Regions from separate parts of the Homo sapiens genome. Here regions 1 and 2 are each linked to region 3. Evidence: chromatin contacts called from ENCODE Hi-C or POLR2A ChIA-PET data. All regions are on one chromosome and are shown on one strand. The core of a region is the stretch at or near the end of the contact, and the rest is flanking DNA. Distances in the headings are between cores, read along the strand shown. Region 1 overlaps ARHGAP18 (Rho GTPase activating protein 18). Region 2 overlaps ARHGAP18 (Rho GTPase activating protein 18). Region 3 holds the start of L3MBTL3 (L3MBTL histone methyl-lysine binding protein 3).

Region 1 (2,700 bases), core at 171-2,670, 370 kb after region 3:
AAATGATTAACAGTATTGGCAAGGGAGGGGTTTTTTTTAAAGACATTTTAATTCTTTGTCATTATAGTATAAATTAAATATGGATATATTGGAATAAGTCCCAGTTTTTGTGAAAAGATACAGAACTAAACAAAAACAAAGAAATAAGTCCAGTCACTAGGAAAGCAAGTCTGTTTCTCTCAGAGGGCTTTCTGGAGTTTTGCCCATAGAATTGAAACGTGCATTTTCAGACCCATTATGTGTTGTTTTTGAGAATTCTTAAAACAGTGGTTTTCAAAGCGTGGTCTGGGAACACCTGAGGCTCTCCAGACCCTTTCAGGTGTCTAGGAGAGTAAAACTGTTTTCATAATAACGCTAAGATGTTATTTGCCTCTTTCACTCTCACTCTCTCATGAGAATACAGTGGAGTTTCCCAGAGACGACATGAACTGTAATATTGTAAAAGATTGAACGCAGAAGCAGATGTAAGAATCCAGATGTCTTCTATTAAGCTTGACATTAAAGGCAGTTTCAAAAATATAAAACAGTGCTACTCATCTCACTATTTTTATTTGAAAAATGGCCTTTTTAATGTTATCTATGTGAAGATGTTTATTCTTAAGTGAATAGCATTTAAAATATTTTGTTTCTGCGTTTAATATTATAAATATCAGTAGATATCGCCTACATAAGCCAAAGCTCTTTGAGGGTCTTAGAACAATCTTAAGTGTGTAAAGGAGTCCTGAGACCACAAAGCTTGAGAATATTCTAGAGGATATGTGATTCCTCTAGACCTTATTAAACAGTGGGAGGGGCAGTTAGTACAGCACAAATTTACCTAGGGGACCTTTTTCATGGTTACCTATGAGGCACTTCAGTAAGAATTTTCACAACAAACAAAGCAAGCAAGGCCATTGTTATTCTTCCCATTTTTTAGATAGGAAAAGTGAGGAGTAGAGAAAGTGAGTGATTTACCAAAGATTGCAGTTAAGTAGAGCTGGAATCATTTGGTACTTAGACTCCCAGTTCCATATGTTTCCATTTCATTTTGCTGACTGAGCTGACTGCATTGATAGCAGAATAAATCATCAATCTTCTAGCTGACCTCAGTATAATCAATGGCAACCCCCACCTCTTTGTAAAGAAAAAATGTCAGACCAGTTTAATATTTGCTATGACAAAATAAATAACAGGCATTATTACTCATACCCTGAATGATATCAGTGCCTTTGAAATTCACTGACCAGGTGGAAAATGTATCACGGGAAAATGGGATAGCATATACCTTGGGAAAATACAACAAAACAAAGCCCTCATTTTTGTAAACAGAGCATGGAGGACATGCTAGCAAGATGGAAAAGAAGATTCCAGGAAGGCCCATCAGGATCTGTAAAGTGAATATTTGCTTGTGATGTGAGTGTTCATGGTAAAAAAAGGCAAAATGATTATACTCTGGTGTATTGGAAAGAGCGTGACTTGTACAGCAAGCTAGGAAGCGATTCTTTATAGAGCAACTCTGGCAACTTCCTTTAGAGGACAGCGTCTAGTTCTGTCATTATACTTGTAAAAGGTGAGAAATGCGGGAGCTTCTGAAGCATATCCATGGCACGATTAGCACACAGAATTCTGGAGGGAGAGGGAGGAGGAAGGAACTTGGAATAATTGCTTGCTAGAAAGTCAGGGAGGGGTCACTGGTAGTTGCCTGTGGTATAAACTGTGTGTTTCTTTGATTTCAACACCATGTGTCAACTTGGATCTTTTGGAAATATAAAATATTTCTGCTCTGTACTTCATTACATCTAGCAGATGTTGCTTTATGTTTTTGAACCCCATTTGCAGAATGAACATGATATCATATAACATACTCCTAAAAACAGAAAAGAGGAAACTAGTTAACTGGCCTCTTAGCAGAACAGTTTTAGGAAGGTCCAGACTTTTAGTCACTGCCTGTCTGAAGTACAAAAGTAGAATATATTCTACAAAGAAAAGAAGTAACACAACATGTTCATTGATGTAAACTGAAGGAATGTTCACTTACATTTTTAGACAAATTAAAAAATACGTGGCAGGTTGACCAAGGAGGGTAGTCTATTACTGAATGGCTGTCTCCTTCCCACTCCTCATCCCCTCTTATTTAAAAATGAAAATGTGTTCTTGCAGTATTTACCAGTGATCAAAAAAAAATACAGACAAAAGAAAAAGAAAATTCCTCTTTTCCATGACTCAGTATTTTTAGGTTATCACAAACCTATTCAGCTTCTGAATCTTATTAAAGTCAAAATATTGAGTCAATTCATCAGCACTAAGCTATTCAATTTTTGCTTTATGCATGTTTTGAAAGCAAGGCTTGATATAGATGGTGTATTTATGTAACAATGGTGTTACTCAATGACCTTGCATTTTTCTGCACATGCTATCTTAATGGAAATTTACTGGAAAATTCTTGCCAGAATAAACACATTCCTTCAGGAGTGAAAGGCTTAATGTACTTCTAGTTCAACTGCACCTTTTTCCCTTGAGCAGATAAACCCAATTATTTGGCGTTAGTCATTATACTTCACACAGTTTACAGTACTTATTGTGGTCTCACAGGGGGGTAAGAGTTAAAGGAGACAGAAGTAAGGTGGTCAATTTCACACTATGAGAGAGAAAACAAAAGGATAAGGCATCTGTCTATTTGACATGCAATACGAAAAATGAAGCTGGCAGTCATCTGTAAAT
Region 2 (2,700 bases), core at 93-2,592, 440 kb after region 3:
ATTAAGTGCTTAAAACATTTTAGGAGTATACAACTTCAAAAAAAAAGATAGCAGTGAGGATAATGATTTAAGTAAAAGGTTGTCTGAAGCATATGCCAACTAAATTTCGCAACGTTTGCTACCTACCTGAAAAGGAGGGTCAGGAGGGAGACACAACATATTTTTGATCATGAAAAAGTATCTTAATTTTAAAAAAGTGAAAATGCCATTTTATTTTGAATCCCTTTTAGAACTCACGACCCAAGTTCATCAATGTTGAATAATATCACGTTTAAATAACAAAAAAATATGGACTTTAAAAAATCTCAAATTTTTTAGAGACAGGGTCTTGCTCTGTTTTCCAGATTGGAGTACAGCAGTGCATTCGCGGCTAACTGCAGCCTCAAGCACTGGGGCTCAAGCAAACCTCCTGCCTCAGCCTCGTGAGTAGCTAGGACCACAGGTGCATGCCACCATGCCTGGCTCTAAAGAGAAAAAAAACTTGATACCATAGAGCCTTGAATATAAATATCCTGATGTTAACCTACTGCTTTTGCTGTGATTTTTTTTCCTTAGTGAGTTTTAAATCTCAGGCTAGATTTTTATTTGTTTTTCTGTGTGTGTATGAGACAAAATAAAAATAAATATATTTGCCTTGAGTTTAAAACATTTGAATTCTTAAAGGAGGACTGGTTGTCCTGGTAACGTTGGTGATGCTCTTTTCTGAAAGAGGCTTCATTAATCTGTTCTCACACTGCTAGGAAGAAATACCTGAGACTGGGTGAGTTATAAAGAGGTTTAATTGACTTACATGGCTGGGGAGGCCTCAGGAAACTTACAGTCATGGCAGAAGGGTAAGCAAACATGTCCTTCACATGGTGCCAGGAAGGAGAAGGATGAGAAGCACAGGGTGAAGCGGGGAAAAGCCCCTCACAAAACCATTAGATCTTGTGAGAACTCACAATCACAAGAACAGCACGGGGAACTGCCCCCATGATTCAGTCACTTCCCACAAGATCCTTCCCCCAACATATGGGGATTACAATTCAGATTACAATTCAAGATAAGATTCGGGTGGAGACACAGAGCCAGACTGTATCAGAGGTCATTGTAATTCTTTGCACTTACACAATCTTTGCTTAATGCTGCTGTAGGATTCGATGTAAATTCCTTACTAGTACTCTCTGGGAAAGGCAGATTATTTTACCGACTTCAAGGAATTTTTCATTATTGTCTGTCTTCGTTTTCATTAAACTGGTTTGGACTCTCCATCTGATTGTCCTGATTTCTCACCTACTCATCAGTAGGTGGCAGTATTGGTCAGGCATTCCTTTGAATCGAAACTACGGGAAGTTTTTAAAATGAACCCGAGTTCATAGGGAAGTTGCTAAGACTCAGTGCCAGGCATCTGCAAGGCAGCTAGGTAAGAACACTGTGGAGCTCTTGCTTTGATTACCGATTCTGAAATTGTAAATAATTTCAGAGTTTCTATGTTCAATCTGTTTGTCTGCTTTTATCCTTAATCCATTGAATGGGAAGGGCGGTAGAAGAGGACATTTTTCTAAGCTGAAATTAGGCTTTTCACAACGTCCATTTCAAGCAGAACGATTATGACAAGAAGGAAGGCAGTGAACCGGGAAAGTAAGTGAAGGGATGTCTAAGATAAGAAGGCATAATTAACTTTTTTTTTTTTTAATATAGTTTAAGTTCTGGGATACATGTGCAGAACGTGCAGGTTTGTTACACAGGTATATATGTGCCATGGTGTTTTGCTGCACCCATCAACCTGTCATATACATTAGGTATTTCTCCTAATGCTATCCCTTCCCTAGCCCCCCAACCTCTGACAGGCGCTGGTGTGTGATGTTCCACTCCCTGTCTCCATGTGTTCTCGTTATTCAATTCCCACTTACGAGTGAGAACATGCGGTGTTTGGTTTTCTGTTCCTGTGTTAGTTTGCTGAGAATGATGGTTTTCAGCTTTATCCATGTCCCTGCAAAGGACATGAACTCATCCTTTTTTATGGCTGCATAGTATTCCATGGTGTATATGTGCCACATTTTCTTTATCCAGTCTATCATTGATGGGCATTTGTGTTGGTTCCAAGTCTTTGCTATTGTGAACAGTGCTGCAGTAAACACACGTGTGCATGTGTCTTTATAGTAGAATGGTTTATAATCCTTTGGGCATATAGCCAGTAACGGGATTGCTGGGTCAAATGGTATTTCTGCTTCCAGATCCTTGAGGAATCACCACACCGTCTTCCACAATGGTTGAACTAATTTACACTCCCACCAACAGTGTAAAGTGTTCCTATTTCTCCACATCCTCTCTAGCATCTGTTGTTCCCTGACTTCTTAACGATCACCATTCTAACTGGCATGAGATGGTATCTCATTGTGGTTTTGATTTGCAATTCTCTAATGACCAGTGATGATGAGCTTTTTTTCATGTTTGTTGGCTGCATAAATGTCTTCTTTTGAGAAGTGTCTGTTCATATCCTTCACCCACTTTTTGATGGGGTTGATTTTTTCTTGTAAATTTGTTTAAGTTCCTTGAAGATTCTGGATGTTAGCCCTTTGTCAGATGGATAGACTGCAAAAATTTTCTCCCATTCTGTAGGTTGTCTGTTTACTCTGATGGTAGTTTCTTTTGCTGTGCAGAAGCTCTTTAGTTTAATTAGATCCCATTTGTCCATTTTGGCTTTTATTGCCATTGCTT
Region 3 (2,700 bases), core at 13-2,512:
GGGCCCGCGCCGCCTCGCTTCCCAAAGCACTTTCCTGCCTCGGGCAGAAATAAACCGGAGGGTTTATTTTTGTGCAACTTTCCCAAAATGGCGGAAATTGGAGCTGATCTATATGAAATTCTCACACACTCGGTTGGGAAGAGGGAGGCGGCGAGGAAGCCACGCAAACTCTCGGCCGCCGAGCCCCGCCGCGGGTCCGTGTGTGTGCGTGCGTGTGAGTGTGCGTGTGCGCGGTGGGAGTCGGGCAGGCCTTTCCGCCGCGCACACACACAGCACACGCCGGGGAGACGCGCCTGCACATTCAACCAGTCCATTCTCCGCAGCCCGAAAGGGGAGAAAGTGGCCCGGCCTCTTTTCCCACTGCCTCGGTCTCCCGTACTTGTACTTCTCGCGCTCGCCCGCCCGCTCGCTCGCTCTCCGGTGCGCGCCCGGCACAAAGGCCACACGGGCGGAGGGGGCCGCAGGGGCGGCGCGCGGGGCTCGCGCCTCCCGCCGCACCGATCCGCGGCCCCGGCCGCCCCCGCGCCCCCCGCCGGCGCCCCCCGCCTCGGCGGCCGCGCTCGCCGCCTGGGCTGCGGCTCCGCGGCGCCCACCCGGACACGCACCCCGGTGGAGCCCGGCGCCGCCGCGCTCCCCCACCCCGCGCCCGGTGTCACGAAAGCGACCAAAGTGACAAGCTCGGGGGGCGCGGGGGAGGGGGCCACACGCATCCCGCCGCCTGCGCGCCAGCCTGAGCCCAACGCGGCCGCCTCGCCCCGGCTCCCTTCCGCACGGCCCCCCACACCCTTCCCCGTGTGCGCGCAAAGAAAAAAATACAAGTCTCTCCTCCCCCCATTTTTTCCTTTCTCTTTTCTCTCTCTTTTGTTCCTCTTTCACACTCGCACTCACTACTTCAGAGTGAGATGCCCAGAGACTCCCCCTCCAGCCGTTTCCGAGTCACTTGCCCACTTTTTTCCCCGGGATTAAGTTTTCTCCTCTTTCCCAGAGGCGCAGAGAAGTGGGGGAGAAACCCCTTCTGTCCCTCCCCTCCCCTGATCTGTTTCACAAGACGAGGGTGCGCTTCCTTCCCTCTATAGGGCTCTTAACTTTCATCCTCACCCAGAAAAATAAATGAATGGCTTTTGCACGGACAAATCTTCAGATTAATTAGAGATTAGATCCGATCAACCGCTTCTTACCCCCAAATTTTCTCTTTTTTTTTTCTCCGTCTCACGAGTAGTCCTGACAAATGGTCCAGGGCTGCGGGCGCAATGCGCATGTGCGCGTAGAGTCAGGGCTGGGGAGAGGGGAAACTGCGCTGGTGCCGGTGCCGCCGCCGCCGCCGCCGCTGCCGGGGAGGCTCGCTCTGGCTTCCCTGTTACTGCTGCTGCGCCTTCGCCGCTGGAAAGCAGCAATAAAGCCGGGTGGCAAATGCAGCTGCCCGCAGATCCTGTTTCAGGTGCATCTTTTCAATAGCCCGGTCACCGCCTCAGAGCTGGTTCAAGAACAGTCCAAACAAATAGGAAACACTGCTAAGGTTCCAGATTTCTTTGTCTATTTTTCACTTTACTTTTTTTAAAGGCAATTCTCAGAGCAGCGAATCCACCATGTGCTGTGAAATGTATGCATTCAGCCATTAAAGAGTGGGCCTTAGTCTTGCACAAACACTGCCCAAAGGCTAAATACATGCTACAGGTCATGAAAAGTAACAAAGTTGTAAGCTTTGGGAGAGTACAATCTCCCTCTCTTTGATGGCTGGAACAATGCATAATAAAGAAAGTGTGCATATAAAACTTGTGCCTTCTTTCCGCTTCCTAAGTGCGGATCTTTATTGACAGCTCCAACATGTTAGGCCTCTGTCGAGTAATAGGCTGAGATTCCTACAGTAACTTAGAACACTGTGAAAGTCCCTTGGCAATAAGCAGGTCCAGGACTACCCTCTTAAGGTATTCAGTCAAGATGGCTGAGCGGTCCTAAATGGCAAAACCTGTCTTTGTTAAAGCGTCAAAACTAGATCAAGAGAGTATTACATTTCAGTATTGACAGCTTTCGGCGCATTGACTGCGGGCCGCCGTTTGGACAGCTTCACTGGTCTTTTCCACTTAATAGGAGTACTTACAAAATAATTCGAGTAATTAAAGTTTTGATAAACATTTTGATGTCAATAGCAGAGTTTGCTGTGTGAAAAAAAAAAGCATGTGTGATTTTAGGAATGAGGGAAGCATGTCTTAGATTTTGCGGGGGGGGGGAGGTAAAAGGAAGTTCCCATCCCCAGAGTAGACTATTTTGCATCTAATAAAGGGTAAAGGAGGCCCTTTTCTGAAACTGCTGCCTGAGGCCTAGAATTTAAATATATCACAGATGGAAGTTCTATATTAAAAATCCTTCTCCAGTGTAGGGAATATTATTCTTGATTGAATTTTTTCACTTAAGGAATGTTTCTTGAACCAGTTTCAGAACATAAACTCTTAAATTCTTTCCTTAGGACCATGAAATTACCCTATAGAAGCAGACCACCCGATATATCTAATGTTGGTGTAGTGACCAAATTCTCCAAACCAAAAATCAGGCCATATGCCTTAACATGTACTCCAGAACAAACGGACAAATCCTGTGAAGCTGAAATGAACTTATAAAATGCTTCATACGTTGAACAGCCGTTGGCTGAGGGGTGTGAAGTAGAGAAGGCTGGGTAGTGAGAGCTGTAGATGATCTCAAACC

What was found. Hi-C counts contacts between places; a loop is a spot of excess contacts on that map. ChIA-PET counts read pairs that join two places held with the same protein, here RNA polymerase II (POLR2A). Pooled maps may share reads with other maps.
Region 1: a loop to region 3 is called in a pooled map, with 2.4 times the contacts of the local background. The contact joins the enhancer-like site here to the promoter of L3MBTL3 in region 3. A Hi-C loop is called at or near these places in 1 of 168 maps with a recorded cell type or tissue (endothelial cell of umbilical vein) and 2 of 50 pooled maps. POLR2A ChIA-PET finds 5 or more read pairs at or near these places in 2 of 52 experiments (Caco-2 and PC-3).
Region 2: a pooled map shows a loop between it and region 3 (2.9-fold over the local background). The contact joins the enhancer-like site here to the promoter of L3MBTL3 in region 3. A Hi-C loop is called at or near these places in 3 of 50 pooled maps. POLR2A ChIA-PET finds 5 or more read pairs at or near these places in 3 of 52 experiments (AG04450, CD4-positive, alpha-beta memory T cell and activated CD4-positive, alpha-beta T cell).

Annotation. Positions count from the first base shown.
Region 1 is chr6:129,644,477-129,647,176 of GRCh38, reverse strand. The region is part of intron 1 of ARHGAP18 (Rho GTPase activating protein 18); the gene reads left to right. Among named protein-coding and RNA genes, the nearest start is that of ARHGAP18, 64 kb to the left of the region's middle. RefSeq lists an enhancer at 1-15. Within about 2 kb of position 1,420, at least 7 of the 41 ENCODE cell types and tissues checked have a DNase peak (open chromatin) inside an H3K27ac peak, as active enhancers do; they include endothelial cell of umbilical vein, where a contact is called at or near this core.
Region 2 is chr6:129,574,078-129,576,777 of GRCh38, reverse strand. ARHGAP18 (Rho GTPase activating protein 18) reads left to right here. Exons shown (of 15, transcript NM_033515.3): 15 at 1-646. Among named protein-coding and RNA genes, the nearest start is that of ARHGAP18, 130 kb to the left of the region's middle. Within about 2 kb of position 1,342, at least 4 of the 41 ENCODE cell types and tissues checked have a DNase peak (open chromatin) inside an H3K27ac peak, as active enhancers do.
Region 3 is chr6:130,017,143-130,019,842 of GRCh38, reverse strand. L3MBTL3 (L3MBTL histone methyl-lysine binding protein 3) reads right to left here and starts at 1,262. Exons shown (of 23, transcript NM_032438.4): 1 at 1,179-1,262. RefSeq lists a silencer at 653-782.